4 separate regions of the Homo sapiens genome follow, and regions 1, 3 and 4 are each linked to region 2. A link is a contact called in ENCODE Hi-C or POLR2A ChIA-PET data. All regions are on one chromosome and are shown on one strand. The core of a region is the stretch at or near the end of the contact, and the rest is flanking DNA. Distances in the headings are between cores, read along the strand shown. Region 1 has its middle 19 kb from the start of PREX1. Region 2 holds the start of STAU1 (staufen double-stranded RNA binding protein 1). Region 3 overlaps PREX1 (phosphatidylinositol-3,4,5-trisphosphate dependent Rac exchange factor 1). Region 4 overlaps B4GALT5 (beta-1,4-galactosyltransferase 5).

What was found. A loop is a pair of places that touch in the nucleus more often than their neighbours do. ChIA-PET counts read pairs that join two places held with the same protein, here RNA polymerase II (POLR2A). Pooled maps may share reads with other maps.
Region 1: a loop to region 2 is called in a pooled map, with 2.9 times the contacts of the local background. The contact joins the enhancer-like site here to the promoter of STAU1 in region 2. A Hi-C loop is called at or near these places in 3 of 50 pooled maps. POLR2A ChIA-PET finds 5 or more read pairs at or near these places in 2 of 52 experiments (H1 and activated naive CD4-positive, alpha-beta T cell).
Region 3: a pooled map shows a loop between it and region 2 (3-fold over the local background). The contact joins the enhancer-like site here to the promoter of STAU1 in region 2. A Hi-C loop is called at or near these places in 2 of 37 single-sample maps with no recorded cell type and 2 of 50 pooled maps.
Region 4: a loop to region 2 is called in a map with no recorded cell type, with 8 times the contacts of the local background. The contact joins the enhancer-like site here to the promoter of STAU1 in region 2. A Hi-C loop is called at or near these places in 1 of 37 single-sample maps with no recorded cell type and 2 of 50 pooled maps. POLR2A ChIA-PET finds 5 or more read pairs at or near these places in 3 of 52 experiments (GM12878, activated CD4-positive, alpha-beta T cell and activated naive CD4-positive, alpha-beta T cell).

Annotation. Positions count from the first base shown.
Region 1 is chr20:48,844,021-48,849,455 of GRCh38, reverse strand. It overlaps a transcript of PREX1 not described here. Among named protein-coding and RNA genes, the nearest start is that of PREX1, 19 kb to the right of the region's middle. RefSeq lists an enhancer at 2,463-2,742. Within about 2 kb of position 2,880, at least 5 of the 41 ENCODE cell types and tissues checked have a DNase peak (open chromatin) inside an H3K27ac peak, as active enhancers do.
Region 2 is chr20:49,184,870-49,190,477 of GRCh38, reverse strand. STAU1 (staufen double-stranded RNA binding protein 1) reads left to right here and starts at 2,144. Exons shown (of 14, transcript NM_017453.4): 1 at 2,144-2,362. RefSeq lists silencers at 1,871-2,540, 2,771-2,930 and an enhancer at 3,331-3,400.
Region 3 is chr20:48,708,146-48,714,003 of GRCh38, reverse strand. PREX1 (phosphatidylinositol-3,4,5-trisphosphate dependent Rac exchange factor 1) reads left to right here. Exons shown (of 40, transcript NM_020820.4): 6 at 5,583-5,744. Among named protein-coding and RNA genes, the nearest start is that of PREX1, 120 kb to the left of the region's middle. RefSeq lists enhancers at 1,012-1,061, 1,102-1,211. Within about 2 kb of position 1,388, at least 4 of the 41 ENCODE cell types and tissues checked have a DNase peak (open chromatin) inside an H3K27ac peak, as active enhancers do.
Region 4 is chr20:49,664,629-49,670,547 of GRCh38, reverse strand. All of the region lies in intron 1 of B4GALT5 (beta-1,4-galactosyltransferase 5), which reads left to right. Among named protein-coding and RNA genes, the nearest start is that of B4GALT5, 46 kb to the left of the region's middle. Within about 2 kb of position 1,812, at least 10 of the 41 ENCODE cell types and tissues checked have a DNase peak (open chromatin) inside an H3K27ac peak, as active enhancers do; they include GM12878, where a contact is called at or near this core.

The DNA of each region.
Region 1 (5,435 bases), core at 1,631-4,130, 340 kb after region 2:
TCAAACAATACGGCCTGGGTGGTAAGTACAATGAAGAAATATATAATGCAAGATTTTTGTAAAAAGAGTCACCACAAAACAATACTATATATATATCCATAGAAGACACATAGTATTGTTCTGTTTCTAGTATTGTATTTGTTTCTAGTATTGTTTTGTTTATTTCTATGGAGACACATATATAATCACACATATATAGTGATATGTATATATATATCTATAGAAAACAGAGGAATACTCTGACATGTTAAGGATGTTTAAGCTACATGGTGGAAATGGAGGTGATTTTCATTTTCTTCTACATGCTTCTCCGGGTTTCCAAGGTTTTAGCAATGCACAAACATTCCTTTTTTTTTTTTTGAGACAGGGTCTTCCTCTGTTTCCCAGGCTGGAGTGCAGTGGCACAGTCAATATATCAGGCCAGGCATGGTGGCTCACGCCTGTAATCCCAGCACTTTGGGAGGCTGAGGTGGGTGGATCACCTGAGGTCAGGAGTTCGAGACCAGCCTGACCAATATGGTGAAACCCCCGTCTCTACTAAAAACACAAAAATTAGCTGAGCACAGTGGTGTGTGCCTGTAGTCCCAGCTACTCAGGAGGGTGAGGCAGGAGAATTCCTTGAATGCCAGAGGCGGAGGTTGCAGTGAGCCGAGATCCCGCCACTGAACTCCAGCCTGAGCGACAGAGCGAGACTCCAACCACCCCCCCTAAAAATGTTATATATCTATACATATAAATGTACAAGAAAAGGTCTGCAAACGTCTGCGAAGCAGCATCCCAAACTGCTGATGGTAGTTATTCTGGGGGGACTGGTGGGTGCCAGGTGGTTATCCAAAGGTATTTTAGCCTTGCAGGAGACTATACTCATGTATTACTTGTGTAATTAATAAGTAATAATAGGCCGGGTGTGGTGGCTCACATCTGTAATCCTAGCACTTTGGGAGGATGAGGCGGGCAGATTGCTTGAGACCAGGAGTTCAAGACCAGTCTGGGCAACATGGCAAAATGCTCTGTCTACAAAAAAAATATAAAAATTAGCTGGGTGTGGTAGTGTGTACCTGTGGTCTCAGCTACTCGGGAGGCTGAGGTGGGAGGATCAATTGAGCCTGAAAGGTTGAGGGTGCAGTGAGCCACAATTGTGCCACTGGACTCCAGACTGGATAACAGAACGAGAGCTTGTCTCAAAAAGAAACAAAAAAAAAAAAAAGAAAAAATGTAATGATATCGAGAAATTGGAACCCTCATATAGTGCTGGTGGAAATATAAAATGGTACAACCACTTTGGAAAACTGTTGACAATTTCTCATAAAAGTTAATCATATGACTCAGTTATCCCACTCCTAAGTATTTGCTCAGGAAAAATGAAAACCTACATCCATGCACAGACTTGGCCAATATTTATAAGTGGCTCTTTCATAATAGCCCCAAAGTGGAGACAACCCAAAAGATTCTTGCAGGATGAACACACTGTGATTTATCCACACAATGGGACACTACTCAACAATGAAAAAGAACAAGCTACTGATACGTGGAGAAATCTAAAAACATTGTTTATGTTGAGTGAAAGAAACCAGACACAAAAAAGCACATAGCACATGATTCCAATTACATGGCAGGCAAAACTAATTTATAGAAATCAGAAGGATGGGGGCTGACTGGAAGGGGACCCGGGGGAAATTTCTGGGGTGAGGGGAATGTTCTAGATCTCGATTGGAAGGGTGTACACACGGGTGTAGACATTTGTCAAAATGCATTGAGTCATATATTCCAGACATGTGCATTTCACTGCAAGTAAATTTCACCTTAGTAATAATATGAAAAAACACCACCAAAGCCTGGAAAGGAATACTCTGACAAGTTAAGAGTGTTTTATCTCTATATGGTGGAAATAGAGGCAATTTTCATTTTCTTCTATATGCTGCTCTGGGTTTTCCAAGGTTTCCGTGATGCACACACATTCCTTTACAGAGCAGAAAAGAGTTTCAAAAACAACACGGCCTATACATTATAGATAAAGCATATGTGTCTCTTTTGTGTGTCTTTTATTTATTAGTCATTTGGGGAGGGTTTGTTTTTTTTTTTTTTTTTTTTATAAGAGAAGGAAGAGGGAGGGCAGGGCAAAGAAAGGAATCCTCTCAGTTTTTTCAGAGCACTCTCAAAGGCCCCCTCCTCCATGAAGTATTCCTTGATCTCTCCCCCAAATCTCTGCCTCTGCATAACTCATCTTAACTCCACTCTGACCCAGAAGGACAGGGTGCTTTCCTATTCTCTGAGAGCCTAGAGCACAGAGCTTTGCACAAGGTGTCTTGTTGGTCTGGGATCCTAGCACTGTCTTTTTAAGAAAGCCCCAAAGCAGGCCCCGGGTGTGGGTAGGCCCCTTGCTGGTCATATTTTCCACCCACCGCTGAACCTATCCCAGGCTGATGAGGAACTGAGAGGGTGACCTCCTAGCCCCTGGAGGGTAGGAACACATACTTAGGGGACTCCCAGAGGCTTTGTAGAAACTCCTGCCTCCCCTTGAAAGGTCAAGCAGCCATCTCTGGCCTGTCCTCTCCTACTTTTGGGTTTTCTTCGCCTAGAGTGAGGCACGTGGGTGGGTGGGGGCTGCAGCCGGCTGTAGACGGGAGTGTCCAGCAGGCACATGTTGCTTCTCTCCTGGCCCTCTGGTCCCCGAGGGAGCTCTGTTAACACTCCCAGGCACCCCATCCATGGGGCTGGGAGACTGTTTGCTGGGGCCACCTTTGGCTGGGGAGCAACTGGGCCACTGGCATTGTTTCTGTCTCCAGCAACACAATAGAAGTTTTGCTGGGGTCCAGGGAGCGTCTACAAAGTGCTCTCCTTTGACCGCCAGGAGCGGCTGCCTGGCTTTTAATCTCTGGTGTGGAGTGGGCAGGGCAAGACCAAGGTGGAGACTGTTGTACTGTAGGAGGGTCGGGCTGTTTTCAAGGGGAGTGGTTGTGTGAGATGAACGAGGTGCCAGACAGCAGGATGGTGGGGGAGGAGACAGCGAGGACATCCCCATCTATTAATATAAGGTGGGCTGGGAGACCACCAAGCCAGAAGTCAAGTTCAAAAACCTGCTGGAGAAAGGAGTGAGAATGGACAGAGGATAAGACCACCTGCAAGTTCTTTCCTCTCCGCCGTGAAATTATATGCGGGATCCTCCCTTGCACTTCTCCCCTGGGCCAATCCAAGCCCCACTGCCTGCAGCCCCCTTTCTGGACATGCACCACAGCCTGTAGCTAGTCTCCTTGTTTCCTCTAGGCCAGGCTTTGATTTATTGGCTATGTGACCGTAGGCAAGTTTCTGTAATTCTCTGTGCCTCAGTTTCTTCATCAATAAAATGGGAATGATTATGGTGCTGACCTCATGGGGTCGGTGGGAGGACTTAATGAGTTAATATATACGGAATGTGCTTAGAACAATGCCTGGCACACAGTATCTACTATCAAAGTGTTAGCTGTGATCATTTTTATTATTATGGGCCATCGTCCATGCAATAGCCTGTGAGACCATTTAAAAACCTGAGTCACATCATGTTACATCCTTGTTTAAATTCCTCCCCTGGCTGCCCACTGCACTTAGCATAAAATCCACACATCACTTTTGAGGCCCTGCTGGATCTGCCTGTCTCCACATTACCACCTCACTGGCCTCCTCGCGGCTTCTGGAAAGCTCAAATTTGGTCCAGCCTTGGGGCCTTTGCACTTGCTATTTCCTCTGCCTAGAAAGCTCTTTTTTTTTTTTTTTTTTGGAAACAAGGTCTTGCTTTGTCACCCAGGCTGGAGTGTAGTGGCACAGTCACGGCTCATTACAACCTCAGCCTCCTGGGCTCAAGTGATCCTTCCACCTCAGCCTCCAGAGTAGCTGGGACTAAAGGCATGGACCATCACACCTGGCTAATTTTTTTGTATGTTGTAGAGACACTTTTCGTCATGTTGCCCAGGCTGGTCACAAACTCCTGGCCCCAAGCAATCTTCCTGCCTTGGCCTCCCAAAGTGCTGAGATTACAGCGTGAGCCACTGCGCCCAGCCTAGAAAACTCTTCTCATGCTTTGCAGAGTTGGTTTTGGCTGTGCATTTAGATCTCAGCTTATTTATTACCTGCCTATGGAAGCCTCCCCTGATCACCTTATCTAGGTGTGTGCCTCCCTGTATTTTTCTATGAGAACATCCTGTTTATTTCTTAGCTGCTGTCAGTTATGGGTTAATTGTTTAATATCTCCCTCTAACCGGAAATATAAGCTTCACGAGGGATGGAACTTTGTCTTAGTCACTGTGTTATCCCCTACATCTTGCATAATGCCCAGTGCATAGAGGAGCTTAGTAAATGAGAGTTCGTTACATGAATGAATAAAGGAATGGAAAAAAGACTTGAGGATCACTCATGAGAGAAATCACATAGATGGCGATGCCATTTATCTAGTGAATAAAAGTCTTTTGGGGAATGTGGCAGATAATTGATTCAAGTTGGGACACATTTTTAAAGTGCTTGTAGGACTGCTTGGGAAGATGTCCATTAAACATCCCACGTAGGTCTGGAGTGATGTGAGAAAGAAGGTTATAGCTGGAGTCATGTTTCTGGAAGTTTTACCATACAAGCAGTATATCCATCAAGATGACTTTTGCTATAAGTAAATGAAGACTGAACCCAATGTGTTTTATGCAATGTGTCCTGAGATAGGACAGTCCCAGGGTTGGGTAATTCGGCTCAAGAGCAGCATTGAGGATCCAGGTTCCTTGCATCTTTCCATCTACCATGATGGCACGGTCTCCGTTCGTGGGTCCAAGTTGGCTGCCATAGCCCCTAGACATCGTGCTGTCACAACAACATCCACAAGCCACAAGAGCAGAACAAGTCACTTTCCTTTCCTGTATCTTGTTTTGAGAGGGAAGAAGACCTTCCCTGAAGCCTCCAGCAGATTTCCATCAAGTCTTATTGGTTAGAAATGAGTCACATGCCTCTTCATGATTGGCTGAATTTCATTAAGATCTGCCTGCTGGGGGTGAGGAGGGTTCATTCTCTCCAGAAGCATATGGTGGCCAAACTTGGGGTTTCAATAGGGAGAAGGGGAAAATGTTGCTGGTTTGCAACCAATGGTGTCTTCAATGGGTGTAGAAGATAGAGTCTGAGCACATATCTGCTGCCAGAGAAGGCCAGTAGAACATGGCCGTGCAAGGGAATGGGGGGTACAGGGTATCCCAAATATTTCCTGCAAAAAGCATGTTTTAAGAAGGAGAGAAATATCACTGTGCTGAGTGCTACTGAATAATTGAATATGATAAGGATGGAGACACAGCTACTAGATTTTTTTTTGAGACAGGGTCTTGCTGTGTTGCCCAGGCTGGAGTGCAGTGGTGCAATCACAGTTCACTGCAGCCTCGACCTCCCAGACTCAAGTGAGGTTTCTACCTCAGCCTCTCAAGTAGCTGGGA
Region 2 (5,608 bases), core at 895-3,394:
ACCCTGTCTCTATAAAAAATTAAAAAATTAGCTGGGAGTGGTGGCACATGCCTGTGGTCCCAGCTACTCAGGAGGCTGAGGTAGGAGGATTTCTTGAGCTCAGGAGGTTGAGGCTGCAGTTAGCTGTGCTCATGCCACTGCACTCTAGTTAGGTGACAGAGCGAGACCCTGTCTCAAGAAAAAAACAAAAAAGATGCGGAAGGAGGAAAGAGGGAAGAAAATTGAGACTGGAAGTCATAGACCCACCACTTTTGTCCCTATGGGTGATAGCAAAATCACCTTTGACGAGATTGTCTGATTGTGCGCAGCTTTGGGTTTAGGGAGACCTCTCTGCATCTGCTCCTTTACCCAAGGAGGTATGGGATCCACACTGCTTGGAAGTTAGAAAGAAAAGATCACTTTTAGCAGAGGGCTGGACAATATCTGAATGTTGCTTACTACTGTCTTGGATGGGCACTAAAGGGACGGTGAAAGTCCTTTGACTATTTTTGGTGTTCTGAAATTCAGTGTCATTGCACTTCACAAGAAGCAATGTAAGGAGGCAAGTGTCCTCCCAGGCTTCGCTAAGGCTCCAAAGCCTTGTTTGGAGGGGCCTCTTCAGACACAGCAGCTCGTATTTTGAATTTATATTCCGTTGGCAAGAGAGATTGAGCAATTATTAGATTGAGAGACATTTAAGAAAGAGAGAATTATTTTTAAATAGTGGGGCGGCAGTCCCAGAGTGAGCGGGAGAGAGAAGCTCTGTGCACCTGCAGTTCCTTCATTCATTCTCAGTTTCTTGGACCTCTCACAACGCGAGCATAATTTTCGCTGAGTGTGCAGAAGTTCAAGATTCTTTTTTTTTTTTTTTTTTTTTTTGAGACAGAGTCTCACTCTGTTGCCCAGGTTGGAGTGCAATGGCGTGATCTCGGCTCACTGCAACCTCCGTCTCCCGGGTTCAAGAGATTCTCCTGCCTCAGCCTCCCAAGTAGCTGTGATTACAGGCGCCCACCACTGCATCCGGCTAGTAGAGACGGGGTTTCACCATGTTAGTCAGGCTGGTCTCGAACTCCTGACCTCAGGTGATCCGCCCACCTCGGCCTCCCAAAGTGCCGGGATTACAGGCGTGAGCCACTGCGCCTGGCCAAGATTCTTTACTGGCCACCCTCTCTCCAACCTCCCATACAATACAGCTGCTAAAAACCACTTAGTTTATCTAGGTCTGGGTGAAATAAATAGTAATCTGGCACTTCTCGTCTTTTTTTTTTTTTTTTTTTTTTTTTTTTTTTTTTTTTTTGAGACCAGTGTCTCTTTGTCGCCAAGGCTGGAGTGCAGCGGCGCGATCTCAGCTCACTGCAATCTCCGCCTCCCGGGTTCAAGCGATTCTCCTGCCTCAGCCTCCCGAGTAGCTGTTTACCTACAGGCGCCCGCCACCACGCCCGGCTAATTTTTTGTATTTTCAGTAGAGACGGGGGTTTCACCGTGGTAGCCAGGATGGTCTCGATCTCTTGACCTAGTGATCCGCCCGCCTCGGCCTCCCAAAGTGCCGGGATTAGAGGCCTGAGCCAACGCGCCCGGGCCATTGTCTTTTATCTCACTACACATTTTTCAATTTTATTTATTGTGTATTTTACTTACACAAGAATGTAAGCTCCACGAGGGCAGGGATTTTTGTCAGTTCACCACTACATTCTTAGCTCTTGGAGCAATGCCTTGCATATGGCAAGCATTTAATGAACATTTACAGATGGAGGAAGAAACAACTGCAGGAAGGAGAGAAAGGAAGGCCAGAGGCAGGACAAGAGGAAGAAGCGACAGCAAGGAAGGAAAAAGGAAGTGGAGGAGGAAAGAAGGTAGGCTGGGTTCTCCCAGACCCGCTTCGAGTCCAGCAGGCAGCGCGAAACTCCCACCAGAACTACAACTCCCGGCAGGCCCCGGGACTCAGGACGGGCCGCTGCGGTCCAGGCGGGACAGGGCGCTCCTCCCGCTGGGCCCCCGGCGTGCCTTGCGAGCGCAGGCTCCGCCGCAGTGCCAGCCGGAACTTGTGGTTCGGACCGTGGGTGGGGGTGGGGCCGGGGCCGGGCCTGGAGGCGGGCGGGGGCCGGGGGCGGGCGCCTGCCCCTCCCCCGTCACTTCCTGCCGGGCTGCGGGCGCCTGAGCGGCTCTTCAGCGTTTGCGCCGGCGGCTGCCGCGTCTCTCTCGGCTCCCGCTTCCTTTGACCGCCTCCCCCCCCCGGCCCGGCGGCGCCCGCCTCCTCCACGGCCACTCCGCCTCTTCCCTCCCTTCGTCCCTTCTTCCTCTCCCTTTTTTCCTTCTTCCTTCCCCTCCTCGCCGCCACCGCCCAGGACCGCCGGCCGGGGGACGAGCTCGGAGCAGCAGCCAGGTGAGGCGGCCGGGCCGGGCCGGGCCTGGTGGGGCCCTCGCGGGCGCCGCCGCGGTGGGGAGGTGGGCGGCGGGTGGGGCCTAGGCCTCGGCGGGCCCGCGCACCCCTCCGCCTTCTCCCGGGCCTCTCTCTAGCCCGCGGGGCCTTCCCGGAGGAGGCGGGTCCTCTTGCGTTCCCTCGCCTCGGGGCGCCCTGAGGCCTGGCCCCGGGCGCCCCCATCCCCTCCAGCCCTCACCGGTGCCACAAACAGGTGCTGCGGCCGCCTTTCCTCGTCCCGCATGGCGCGCGCGGGGATGCCGAAGTTATTCCCGGGGCTGGGGCGCAGGCGGGGGGGGGGGGGGGTCCCTGCTTCAGGTCCCCGAGGGCTGGAGCCTCTCAGTGTCGCCGGCCCAGGTCTGTAGCTTAGTGGTTAAGAGCACGGCCCAGGTGTCCAAAACGGGTGCCGAACCCGGCTCTGCCCCGTTAGGCAAGACACTTAAAAAGTCTTTGTGTCTTGGTTGGAAAAGGGGCTGCTAATACCGTCCCTGCCTCTTAAGGTTCAGTGAAATGGGGCGTGTAAAGCGCTTATCAGAGTGCCAGACCCACAGCGTGTCCCAGTAAACCGTCTGCATAATTTATTAGCGTGATATGAAGGTATAATTTAATGGGCAGAGTGGATAGAAGTTGACCTACCTATCCGTTTGGGTTTCTTAGAGGCTGCAGTGTTCCGCGTGCCCATGTCCAGAGCCAGGGCATTGTTTTCAGTTGTTAACATCTGAAAGGGGCGTACGCTTAATTGGGACACTGTAGTTGACAGTCTGTAAACGATGGATGCTGTTTCTTTCCATCTCCGCTTAGGCAACTGCAGGATATTCACCATCTCCCGCAGGATGAGCAACCTGTCCATTTCTCCCCGCCCCGCCATCATCCAGCTTCTTCTTGTCATTCCATTTCTGGGAAAGTTGCTGGCAGAAGCTTCCCTTGAGTTGAGCAAACCTATCTAGAGCACTTGCTGTGTGTTGGGCTCTGAAGGGGGGTGTACGGAGATGGAAAAATTTGTCTGTCTTGTCTTGCTCTACACCTCGATAAGTTTTTTTTCACGGAAGCTTTGCTTATATTCACCCCTCCCTGTTGGCTGACTTTCCTTTTAAGCCCTTGCCCCGCCTCCGTGTTGCAGTATTGCTTGTGTGGAAGTTTTCTTCTGTTCCGCGAAGATACGTGCTTCAGTCTGTTCTGCCACTGTTCTTCGGCTGTGTGGAAGTTTTTAAGGTCACACTTCTCTTCTGCTTGTAGCTTTCATTGTTAAGAGCGTGGTGGAGTTAAATCAGGTTCCCGGTTGATTTTGGCGTTTCAGGAATCCGTGCTTACCAAGTGTAAATTGCATTGCTACTTGTTGAGGTAAAAACTAAAAATACAGTTGGAGTGTAGAGGGAGCAGTTTCGGTTATCCTGGTGACAGGTGGGATTTTTAGAACAGCAACTTTACTAAAACATACTGGGTTTTTAAAAATTCTGTACTTAGTTTTATAGGTGTACTCTAAGGAAATGCAACTTATGGGTGTTCAATTTTATATGAGTAAGGAGTGTGTGTTTACCTGAGTGATCCTCCTGTATCTTAGGATTGTTTTAGGCATTAAATTTCCTTAGTGAACTGAAACTATTTTGATTTATACCCATCTCTTAACACACATGCGGCAAAGTGGCCTCCTTGTTTTTGACATTTTCCTAGAATTTTCTGACAGTCTTACCATTGTTTGTAATTTAAAATGTTTGTTTGAATTTTTTTTTTTTTTTGAGACAGTCTCACGCTGTCGCCCAGGCTGGAGTGCAGTGGCGCGATTTCGGCTCATTTCAACCTCTGCCACCCTGGTTCAAAAGATTCTCCCGTCTCAGCCTCCCGAGTAGCTGGGATTACAGACGCCCGCCACCGCGCCGTGTTAATTTTTGTAGTTTTCGTAGAGACGGGGTTTTGCCATGTTGGCCAGACTGGTCTCGAACTCCTAACCTCGTGATCCACCCTCCTAGGCCTCCATAAGCAGGTTAGGCGCGGTGGCTCACGCCTGTAATCCCAGAACTTTTGGGAGGCCGAGGCGGGTGGATCACGAGGTCAGGAGATGGAGACTATCTCTTGAGCCTGGTGTGGTGGCGGGCGCCTGCAGTCCCAGCTACTCCCGAGGCTGAGACAGGAGAATCGCTTGAACCCGGGAGGTGGAGGTTGCCTGGGCGACAGAGAGAGACTCTCTCCAAAAAAACAAAACAAAAAAAACACATAAGCAAACAACTATACAAGCAGTATAAAGCATGTCTAATACTGCCATATCACAATGGCATATTTCAATAGGGAAATGGTATTTTAAATACCATTTTTTAAAAACCTTTTATTCTGGAAAACATGCGAAACTCGAATAGTATGGAGAACCCCATGTGTTAGTCACTCACTTAGCTTTGACAATTATTAACTCATAGCCAAGGTCGGTTTTGTTTCATGTTGTATCCCCCCACACAAACTAGATTATTTTGAAACAAATCTTAAACATTGTGTCACAACATTAGCGATTTTGACTTTTACCAGATTGCCCCAGATTAAGGTCACAAAATTTACTTTTAGTAGAATAATAGTTCTCATTTTTGTTTGTTGGGCTTCCCTTCTCTGTTTATACATGATTTCTGTACAGCAGAAAAGAAGAAGAAAATTAACTCTTGATCCAATGCCTTCAGCTCCTCAAAATCAAAATACAACCTTGCTGCTTTATTGTGTACAAAAGCAAAAATTCTTGAGCTATTAATGACTATAATTGAAAAGCGAACAAATACAGATTTCCCCAGTCCTGTTTTGGCAGAGACCTGCCTTTTAACCCACTTTAATAGAGATAACTTTGTGTCAAAGTTAAACTACAGTTAATAATTCATAATGAAAACTTAAAATGTTTCTTTACAGTAGTTGTGTAAAGATACTGCTGTTACCTTAGGTTAAGAATTAAGCAAAAGATAATCTTCTAACATAGAATTGTTTTCCAAAGTGCCCCCGTCTGCCCTATTTCCAAATAACAAATTTAGCAAATATGAATGAAACCTTAATTTTTGTGAATAGTATGAAATCACAGCATAAGTGTTCACGTTTTTCTTTCTTGTGTCTAAAGGATCTCTCTTACAATGGAAGTTGACAGGAATATTATAAATATTATAAATGTCTTTGTTGCATAACTTTCAAATTTCTGGTCGTGAATAGTTTTCAGCTTTTAGGTCTGTTATTTGAGTTTTGTAGGTG
Region 3 (5,858 bases), core at 139-2,638, 480 kb after region 2:
AGACAGTTCTTTTGTCCATTTAATTGCCTTGGCATCCTTGTGGAAAATTAACTGACCATAAATGTAAGGATTTATTTCTGGACTCTCAATTTTTTTTGATATGCATTGATTTTTACTTTTGATTTTCTTTTTTTTTTTTTTTTTTTATAGTTCTGGGATACATGTGCAGAATGTGCAGCTTTGTTACATATGTCTACATGTGCCATGGTGGTTTGCTGCACCTATCAACCTATCTCTCTCTCTCTTTTTTTTTTTTAAAAGAGATAATAGAGACAGGTTCGTTCTGTCACTCAGGCTGGAGTGCAGTGGCCCGATTATAACTCACTGTAACCTGGAGCTCCTGGGCCCAAGTGATCCTCCCACCTCAGCCTTCCAAAAGCTGGAACTACAGGTGCACATCACTGTGTCTGGCTAAGTTTTTAAAATTTTTTGGTAAAGATGGTGTCCTTCTGTGTTGCCCAGGCTGGTCTTGAACTGCTGGCCACCGCCTACAATTCTTTTCCATTGATCTCTAGGCCTATCTTTATACAGTACTATGTTGCCTCTTTTTTTATGATGGAGTCTCACTCTGTTGCCCAGGCTGGAGTGCAGGGGCTTAATCTTGGCTCACTGCAACCTCTGCCTCCCGGGTTCAAGCGATTCTCCTGCCTCAGCCTCCCAAGTAGCTGAGATTACAGGTGTGCACCACCATGCCTGGCTAATTTTTATATTTTTAGTAGAGATGGGGTTTTGCCATGTTGGCTAGGCTGGTCTTGAAGTCCTTACCTCAGGTGATCCGCCCGCCTTGGCTTCCCAAAGTGCTGGGATCACAGGCGTGAGCCACCATGCCTGGCTTGTGTTATTTCTTCTTTTTTCTTTTTTTTAAGATGGAGTCTTGCTCTGTCACCCAGGCTGGAGTGCAGTGGCGCAATCTTGGCTCACCGCAACCTTTGGCTCACTGCAACCTCCGCCTCCCAGGTTCAACTGATTCTCCTCCCTCAGCCTCCCAAGTAGCTGGGACTACAGGCACGTGCCGCCACGCCCGGCTAATTTTTGTATTTTTAATAGAGACGGGGTTTCACCATGCTGGCCAGGCTGGTCTCGAACTCCTGACCTCGTGATCTGCCTGCCTGGGCCTCCCAAAGTGTTGAGATTACAGGCGTGAGCCACTGTGGCCGTTACTTCTTGAGATCTTGAGGAGTGTGCCGGGAGAGGAAACAGCAAGTCCAAAGGCCTGGAGGCAGGAATGGGCCCTCATTTTTTGGAGCTCCACAGAGTGGAGCCAACATGCCCCGTGAACCAAGACACCAAAGCTAACACTTCCCCTGCGGTTTTGGTCCAGCTATGGGCCTGGCCAGGTCTTGCTTGGTTTCAATTCCCTACCCCTACCACTGACCTAGAGCAAGAATAGAGATAGAGGCGGACAGATAGAAAAGGGAAGCAGCCTTTTTTTCACTTTTACTAACTACTGGGTGTTGGCAGCCCCACAGGGAACCACTGGAGGAGGGTCACTGAGATTCCAACTTCCAGGGTTTGGGAGGAGCAGATATGGTGGCAGTGCCCATCAGAGGGGTGCCATGGACCCATCAGGTTTTAGCTTCAAGAATAAAAGTGGTGAGAGCTTCCTATTTGTTGGGGGAGGTGGGAAGAGGCCCAGGGCCTCAGGCTGGAGAATCACAGAATAGTGATTCAGAAATGTGAGCTCTGGAGCTGGACCGTGTAGCCGCTTAGCTGTCCGTGCCCTTGGGTAGGGGACCTTGCCTCTGTGTGAGCCTCAACTTTCTCATCTGTCAAGTGGGGATAGTAAAAGCACCTGCCTGCTAGGGCCATTGGGAGGCAAAGTAATTTCACTGATGGCCAAGCTTAACAGAGCCAGCAGAAGGAAGAACACAGTTTCATGGTGAATTTATCCCAAGTGCCACAACACGGTGGGGTCTTTTGTAATAGGATATGTTTTAGCTGCAGTGACATAGCTCTGAAACAAGAGTGGCTTAAACAACGTCTAAGCTTATTTCTGTCAAGGCAGTCCAGGGCAGCATGGTGGCTCCATGCTGACAGCACCAAGTTCTGCCAACCCTGAGGTGTGCCCCTCACCACCAGGGTTTCAGGTGCTCGCACCATGCCCACATTCCAGCCAAGGAAGAGGGAAAGGAGAAGGGAAACTGCACCCGGCACTTCTGCTCGCGCCCCATCCATGAGAACCTTGTGTCCAGGCAGACTGGGCGTGTGGCCTTTATTCCAGGTGCCCTCATGCTCAGCTAAGAATCAGTTCTGTTGCTTTTAACAAAGGGCCAGCAAACTTTTCCATTAAAGGATCAGATAGTAAATAGTTTAGGCCTTGGGGTCCATACAATCTGTCATTGTAGTGTAAAAGCAACCACTGACAATATATCAGTGAAATGAGGATACTTGGTTCCGACAAAACTTTTTTTTACAAAAACGGGTGATGGGTTGGACTCAGTCCTTGGACTGTCATTTGACCCCTGCTTTGGATGAAAGGGATGATGGGTAGAACCTGGGGCGGGGGTCTCACTAACTGGCAGCCTCTGTCCCTGCCCACCGGGAGCTGACTGGCCACATTCACTCCCTGGCCTCGGCTGGCCTCACAAAGGTCCAGATGCCAAAAACCACTTCAGGGAACCTGGGACTGGGGTAGCTTTGCAGGATCGAATGGAATTACTGAATATGGTCATAAGATCACGGTCTTATATTGTAACTTTGTGGACATGCCTACAAGCAGGCTGATGGCTTAGGGGAGTGTCTGCCGTCATCTGTGTACAACAGAGAGCCCAACATGGGGCCAGGTACACTGGAGCCTGGCTGAGTGGATACATGCATGCATGGAGTGAATGAGGCACAGAGCTTCTGTGCCACCCTCTGCTCTTGCCTGGACTTTGGCAGTAGCCATAACTGGTCTTCCCACTTTATATTCACTGCACATTCCATCCCGTGCATCCTCCTGTCAGCAGCCAGGGAGGTCCTTTAAAGGGTGAGAAGGTGGTGTCAGGCCTCTGCTCATACCCCCATCACCTCCCCATGGCTCTTGGGAGGAAACCCAAACACCCCACTGCGGCCTCATGTGATCTGGCCTTGGCATGCTTGTCTGAATCTGTGGTCCATCCCTCTCGCTCACTTGCTCTGCTGCAGCTCCGCTGGCCTCCCTGCTGCTTCTCGCTGCCTCAGGGCCTTTGCACGTGCTCTTCTCCTTCCTGGAGTGCTGTTCCTGCAGACGCAGTGTGGCCCGTGGCCTCACCTCATTCAAGCTTCGCTCGCAAGCCTGTCTTTCCAGAGAGACCTTCTCAGACCACGGCACTTCCCTCACTCATTGTCCCTTTAATTCTATAAATTATATATTTATTTGAGAGGAAAGTATTTGTACTTAACTGTCTGAAAAGTCGTAAATAGCACGGGGATTTAGAGCACAAACTCTGGAGTCAGACTGGGTGGGCTCAGATGTGCTGTGTGACCTTGGACAAACGGTCTGACCTCTCTGTGCCTCAGGTCTTGCATCTGCCAATCGAGAAGAATAATGGTGCCTACCTGATAGAGAGTTGACATGAGGATCAAATGAGCTTGACAGGAGCTTGAGGGCTTGCTGAGTATTAGCTGTTGTTACTGTTGGTAGTAGTAATAGTCATTACCTTGTTGACCGGTCTACTCTTGACCATGAGCTCCCAGAGGACCATCTTGTTCTTTGCCCAGCCTCCACAGCTCAGGCTCACACCAGTTGCTCAGCCAGTATTTGCTGAGTGAAGAATGAGTCGAAATACACTCCGCATTAGCAGAGCTGGCCCTGGGTGCCCTGCCTGCCTTTGTGTTGCTTCCTCCTGAAGCCTTCTGGGCTTGCTTCTCTTTTGATTGATCACCAGCATTTTCAGGATATGGTGCTGCTCTCTGGGCCTTTCTCAAGCCCCCAGGGAAGTGCCTTTCCAGCCTCATTGCTGGGGCCTCCAGAGGAAGAGCAGGGCTCCATCTCCCTTCTTTTGCATCCTTTGGGCACATTGCCTGGGTGCGTGGCAAGAGCTCAGCAAAGTCCCAGGGGCCTGATGATGCAGACCAGCTGGGCCTTGGGAATCTTAGGACCTGGTCTTCAGAAAATAGGATGTTTGTTTTCGGACAGGGAAGAAAATAAGTGAATGAAGAAGGGATGTGTTTGAAGTTGGTTTACTCCAGGGAGTGCTCAGAACAATACCCTTTTGTGGCAAATTGCTGCTCACAGTTACAGCTAGCGTGTTGTCATACAGCAAGGAGAATGCTAATGGCTCGCATATATTGAGTGCTTACTATATATGTACTTGGTGCTTTTCCTACAGTACCTCATTTATTGCTTACCACAACCATGAGCAGCACCAGGCAGCCTGGGTTCAAATCCCAGTTCCTCCTTGTACTTCTTCGAGGCCTTAGGCTTTCTTGCTGTGCCTCAGTCCGCCCATCTGTTAAATGGTCTAATAACAGAAGCCACCTTAAAACCGTGGGGCGAAGGCTCAGTAGACATTAATTGCTGTCATCGTCATCACCATCATCCTCATCATCACAGGTTTGCAGATGATGAAGCCGAGGCCCGGGATAGAGAGGGGACTGGCCCAAGGTCACCCAGACAGTGAGGGGCAGAGTCAGCCCTTGAACCTACATTTGTGCTCGTAACTACGATGCAAGAGTGTCACATCTGCGGGGATGTTATCTGGATCGTCGAGGGAGCAGAGAGCTAGGGCATAGGGGAGAGACTGGAGCTATTGGGCGTGTTTCTGGGTCAGATGATTAAAGAAAATTATCTCTGCCAGCACAGTTCGGGATGAAAGACTGACGGGGGCGGTTGGGTGATTTGGGTAATTTGGCCTGAAAAATCTTCCTTGATATCTCAAGTCCCAGCTGATCCCTTCCTCCTCAGTTCCTCTCCCATCACATTTACTGGCTGGAATGTTCGATTAAGACTGGCCTGGCCTTTGCAATGTCCCAGCCTGCGTCTGAGTTGAGGGGTGAGCTGGCAGTGGGAAACGGTGGGGGCAGGGGGCTTCTCATGGATTAAGAGCCACTTCATTTGCTCAGTCCCATATCCTTGTGAAGGTGGGGTATTTTTTATGCCCATCTTATGATAAGAAAACCGGGCCTGGGGAGGAGCAGTGTTGGGGCCGCCTCTGTGACCGCGGATCTCTCTGTTTTTCTCTCTCTCGTTTATTCCACCCCAGACACACTGCCTCCTTTCTGTTCCTCATTACATACCAGACATGTGCCCGCCTCAGACCCTTCGCACCACGGTGCCCCCTGCCCGGCAGGCTCTCCCCTCGGGTTTTTGCAGGGCTCTCTCTCTTGCTCTGTCCAGGGCCTCTGCTCAAACATCACCTCCAGAGAGAGGCCTCCCCTGACCTCCTTGTGAAACAATGCTTCCCTCTCCCTCATTCTGATTTGTCTTTCTAGTGTTTACCACTGCTTGACATTGGATTCCATACCTGAGTTTTCTTTGCTTTGGCTCATCTCCTTTACTAGAATGTAATGTCCACCAGGCGAGGAGTTTTTGTCTGTTTTCTTGGGTTCAGCTCTGGCCTGGGTCTCCTCTGGATTGATTGATGTCTTGCTTTCTTCTCCCCACCTCTATTCTACCCCAGGAGCTGGCCAAGAGGACTCCCGGCAAGCACCCAGACCACCCCGCGGTCCAGAGTGCCCTGCAGGCCATGAAGACCGTTTGCTCCAACATCAATGAGACCAAGCGGCAGATGGAGAAGCTGGAAGCCCTGGAGCAGCTGCAGTCCCACATCGAAGGCTGGGAGGTGTGTACAGGACAGGAGGGGGCTTCCTGGGCCGCAGGGGGCCAGGAGGTGCACAGGTGCAGTCATGAACTGAGGCCTGGGCACCTGTCAGTCTGCAATGTATTTTGTTTGGCC
Region 4 (5,919 bases), core at 563-3,062, 480 kb before region 2:
CATGATGCATGCCTGTAGTCCCAGCTGCTTGGGAGCTAAGGCATGAAGATCTCTTGAGCTCAGGAATTTGAGACCAGCCTGGGCAACATAGTAAGACCCTGTCTCAAAAAAATAAATCATTACTGTTGTAAAGAACATTGGTAAAACAGAAGGAAAAAAGGTCATCTCACATCACTGTTACTCCCTAACAGCAAAGCAGGTTGGTAAATTTGCCTCAAGTCTGTTTTAGCCTGATACATGTTCTTATTCCTTAGCAATAGTTGTCAAGATATAGCAGAACTTTTTTCATGTTGTTAAAAATGTGATAGTCTATGCTAAATATTATACATAAGGTGTATGGTGATAAGGTTGCATAGTTTTCACTTTTAAAGATGTGTAAGATTCCGTCAAGTTTTGTGTCACAGTTTATGTGCTGTTGTTTTAGTAAGTGAAAGCAAGTTTATTAGAGAAGAAAAGAAACTGGCTACTCCACAGGCAGAGCAGCACTGAGAGCTGCTGGTTGTTGATTTTGAGTTGTTTCCCAAGATTTTGCTTTTAGAAATAATGTAAGTAAAAACTTTGTGCATAGAATAGCCTCATATTTAGGATACTTTGCTAGCTCAGAAGGTATGAGCATTTTTATGGCTATTGTTGAATTTGCAAATAGTTTTCCCAAAGGGTTTATACCAGTCTGCACGAACACCAGCACAGTTGGTGAAGTATCAGTTTCACTATGACCTTTTCTGGCTTATAGCCTTTTTTTTTGTGGTTGCAGAAAAACCAGTATACTTCTACCTTAAAAAAGCAAGGCAACTCCTCCGGCTATCACAGCATCTGTGTGCCAAGCTATAATTCTTTTTTTTTTTTTTTTTGAGGTGGAGTTTCGCTCTTGTTGCCCAGGCTGGAGTGCAATGGCGCGATCTTAGCTCACTGCAACATCCGCCTCCCAGGTTCAAGTGATTCTCCTTTCTCAGCCTCCCGAGTAACTGGGATTACAGGCATGCACCACCATGCTCGGCTGATTTTGTATTTTTAGTAGAGACGGTGTTTCTCCATGTTGGTCAGGTTGGTTGCGAACTCCTGACCTCAGGTGATCCACCTGCCTCAGCCTCCCAAAGTGCTGGGATTACAGGTGTGAGCAACCACGCCCAGCCTATGTAATTCTTTAATAAATAGCTAAATGCCTACTATTTATCAGAAGTTGATGAAGAAAAGAATAAGACTGTCTGTACTCTTAAGGAGCTTACAGTCTATTGGAAGAGAGAGACATGCTCAAATTTGTAGAGGTCATGGATAGAAGTTGGTGTATCAGTTGAGAAAGAGCCCAAAGATAGGTGTAGGCAGTTCTAATCTTGGGGGTGGGATGATACCAGGAAAAGCTAGGAAAGGGACATTAAAGCTTAGTATTGGCTGGGCATGATGGCTCTCACATGTAATCCCAGCAGTTTGGGAGGCTGAGGCAGGAGGATTGCTTGAGCCCAGGAGTTTGAGACCAGCCTGGGCAACAAAGTGAGATTCTACCTCTACAAAAATAAAAAAATTCACCAGATGTGGTGGTGTACGCCTGTGGTCCCAGCTACACAGGAGGCTGAGGCAGGAGGATTGCTTGAGCCAAGGAAGTTGAGGTTGCAGTGAGCTGTGTTTGTGCCACTGCAATCCAGCCTGGGTGACAGGACGAGACACTGTCTAAAAAAAAAGCTTAGTATGAGCGGGTGTCACAAAAGCACGTTCATACAGAGGAGGTGTCAGTGGGGGTGGGAGGCTGGAACCACAAGGCAATTCAGGGACAGGGATTGGTCGGTGGAGTGGGGGCGGTGACGGACAGAGATTAGGACGAGGGGGTGCGGAGGTGAGGGGAGCAGAGCCTTTGTTCTGGTTTCAGTTCCACAGAGGAGTGTGGCAGTGCTGGTCTTGTGCCTCTAGCACATTCCCATCAGCAACATCCGTCATACCCTGACGCCCCCCCCACCCCCACCCATTCTCCGCAGGGTTGTTTTGATAAGTGTACGTGTTCAGTTTCAATGGAACCAGCAAGGTAATTTACAGTTTTCTCCCACCCAAGCTTATACTGAGGTTATGTGGCTGTGCATGTGGATATTGGTACTTCTGAGGGTTGATAACTGGTCATGCTATTAAGAATTTTGGGGGAAGCAAAGCTGAAGCTTAGATCAGTAAAGTACTTACCATAGGCTACCCAGCCATCTAGTATCTGTTTAGACAGCATTTTCATGTCTAATCTTATGTACAGTTTAATAATTTAACAGATGGTAGACTAATAGGTCAGTGGAAATGTTTATAGGGTACTTCATAGCTGTTAATTTTTACCACTTGGATTTTTTTAATAGCTAGGAATAGTAATTAGGGTGAAAAATGAAACCTACGAATGACTTTGTGATTTTTCTGCCTCAAATGAGAAGGATTAGGAAAGCAAAAGTTTCCTCAAATCAATTTTTCCCCCAAAATATTTTTTTGTATTATTTACTTTGTTAATGTGTGTATGTGTCCCCCCTCCTCCCAGTTCTCTTTAAACACTTTTTGTATGAAAATTGTCACACGGTTGCTCCAAAATATTTAAATAGATAAGACAATGGGTGTAAATTTTGCTGCCAAAAATTCCTTGTATCTTAAAAAAGCTGTATTTTCTCTCTTAAATGTATGTTAATGTATGTAATGCATAGTATGAGTATCCAGCATTTTAAGCAGATTTAAAATGGAAAAATTCATGATTCACATTAGAGCTTCAAACTTATAAAATTTGGGGGATGCATTATAGCGTGAGTATTGGCACCCACTCCTGAAGTGGAATATTGGAAGCCTGAAATATATGACATGTTGACAGTAAAGATCCAGGTAATATTGGCCATGCGGGGTGGCTCACACCTATAATCCCAGCACTTTGGGAGGCCAAAGTGTGAGGACTGCTTGAGCCAGGGAGGTTAAGACTGCAGTGAGCCATGATCGTGCCACTGCACTCCAGCCTGAGTGACAGAGCAAGATCCTGTCAAAAACAACAACAGGCCGGGCGCGGTGGCTCACACCTGTAATCCCAGCACTTTGGGAGGCCAAGGCGGGTGGATCACAAGGTCAGGAGATCGAGACCATCCTGGCTGACACAGTGAAACCCCGTCTCTACTAAAAATACAAAAAAAATTAGCCGGGCGAGGTGGCAGGCACCTGTAGTCCCAGCTACTCGGGAGGCTGAGGCAGGAGAATGGCGTGAACCCCTGGGGGGCGCAGCCTGCAGTGAGCTGAGATCGCGCCACTGCACTCCAGCCTGGGTGACAGCGAGAGTCCGTCTCAAAAAAAACAACAACAACACAAGCCAAAAAAAAAAAAACACTTCAAAAAGATCCAAGTAAAAGGAATCAAACAAAGTGTGGGCAGCATAGTAGCTGTGGATTCAGGGGATTGAGCATCTGAGAGGCAGTAGAGCATGTTTGTTAAAAATCTGGACTCTGGAGACAAAGCCTGCTGTGAAATCTTGGCTCCACATGGTCAGATTGCGTATTCAGACCTGAGTTTTTTTCATCTCTAAATTGATGGTAACAACCTGCCTCTCAGTTATTGTGAGGATGAAATGAGATAAAACACAGGCATTTGGAAAGGTGCTGGCACATAAGGACTCAATAAATGCATTATTAGTTGTATAGGAATCCATCTCTTTATAAGCAGAATAAGCAGATTCTTTCTTTACCTGTTGTGCAGAGCAGTGAACACTGATCATCTGCTTGTTTGGGGGTAAGGTTGAATTATTTTTCAGGTTGTGCTTTTTCCACAAAATATTGGTCTAAAAAGATAATGCAGGTTTTGCAGATACTCTAGCATGGCAGAAATCAAACTTCAACATTCCTTTGGCACATTTTGTTTTTCCTTAATTTTTATTGTGTCTTATCTGTGTATTTTGTATATGGGGGAAGGAGAGAGCACTAGCAAGCATGAGCGTGAGAGGGAGCCTCCTGTTCTATTTATTCATTTTCTGCTTCTCTTCTCTTTAGATTCTCTTCCCTTTTCCCTGTTCTTTATGCCAAAAGCATGGACATGCTAAAGAGGTAGAACCTGTGATCCATAGATTGGCTCCAGTGTTTTTCTGGAATTTATTTGACTCTGTTATAAATCCCACATTTTATAGTGGGATGATGATGTGAGTAAATTCAGAGAAAGAAAACCCAGTCTAACAGACCCCCCTGAGCACCAAGCAGCACCTTTGCTGAGTGTCATTCTTTCTGGCTCTGGTCAGTTGTGTCTAGCTTTATATCTTGACATTTTCCCTCCACTCTACATGCCATGGAGATGTGGTGTTCCTCTGCATTGCTCCATGTAGAAAGTACAGTCTTTGCTAAGATTCAGGCTCCCAACTTTTATTAATCACCTGGGGGATTCTACACACAGAATCTTATTTAGTTCATCTAAGAATTTAGATGTGGATACTAAAAAGTTCAGTCCTTAATCTGGAGCCAGGAATTTTGAGTAGGGTAAATTTACTTGTTCCGATTGATACCTACTCATTGGCCCACTGGAAATCCAATCCTGGACCGTTTCTGCAATGTCGTGGCTTTCAGAATCAAGTTCAGACCCCAAGTATAGTGCGTGAAGCCCTTTCGCTCTTGCTCCCCCCATTTTTCTAGCCTCCCGTCTCATGTTCTTGCCATATGCAACCTTCGCTCCAGCCATATGAAACTTCTTTGATTCCTCAGATGTATTTCCCCCTGGATGGCTCTTTGTTTTCATTTATGCTGCTCCCTCTCCTGCTTCAGTGCTCTTCTTTCAGGACCATACTCTAGAATTACCTCTTCTGAGAGTATTTTCCTGGCCCCTGCTCCCAATATGATCTAGTAGCCACTCTCCTGTACCCCTGAACAAACGTGACTATTCTTCCATTGCAAGGTGATGGCAGGGACTGTGTCTTACTTGTATCTCTTTATCTTTAGAGTATAGGGCAGTCCTGGAACATCTTATGTATATAATGAGTGTTGAATGAATGTATGTCTGAATTACAGTTTGTAACATTTATAAAAGAATTCATCATCTCTTTGTAGCTGGTGTTTTATAGAAGTGTAAAAAGTCCTTAGGACTTGATGTTTCTTCATTATTATTATTATTATTATTATTATTATTATTATTATTATTACTACTACCCCCCCACCCCCCCTTTTTGAGAGACAGGGTCTTGCTGTGTTACCCAGGCTGGAGTGCAGTGACATGATCATAACTCACTGCAGCTCAAACTCCTGAGCTCGAAGGATTCTTCTACCTTGGCCTCCCAAGTAGCTTGGGAGTACGCCATCATGCCCAGCTGATTTTTAAATTTTTTTGTAGAGACAGAGCCTCACTAGGAACAGCCCAGGCTGTTCTCAAACTCCTAGCCTCAAGTGATCCTCCTGCTTAGGCCTCCCAAACTGCTGGGATTACAGGCATGAGCCACTGTGCCCAGCTCTGTTTCTTCATTAAATAAAGTTGGGAACTTGGCCACTCCTGGAGAGTAAGTGGCCACTTTACTTTTCCCCTTTTGGAGAAAGCTTGAAGTCCAGCAGAACAGTAAGCCACTTAACCTGGCAGTTGCAACACATTAATTAACAACCTTTTATTTTTCTTTTGGAAAAAAATTGCAAATCTGTAGAGACATTGAGAAAATAGTACAATAAATATATGCTCTACACCTGAGTTCACCAGTTGGTAGCATTTTGTCACATTTGCTTTAACTTTTTATATGCATACATAAGCTCATACATGCATATGTGCATATGCACACATTTTTTTCAGAAGCATTTGAAAGTAAAGTTGTAGACATCATGATGCGAAACCTCTAAATACTTCAATATACATCTCCTGAGAATAAGCGCATTATGCATAATCACAGCACTATGATTACACTTAAGCTTAACATTTAGTAATATCTGATATACATTCCATGTTTAATTTTTCTCACTTGTCTCAAAAATA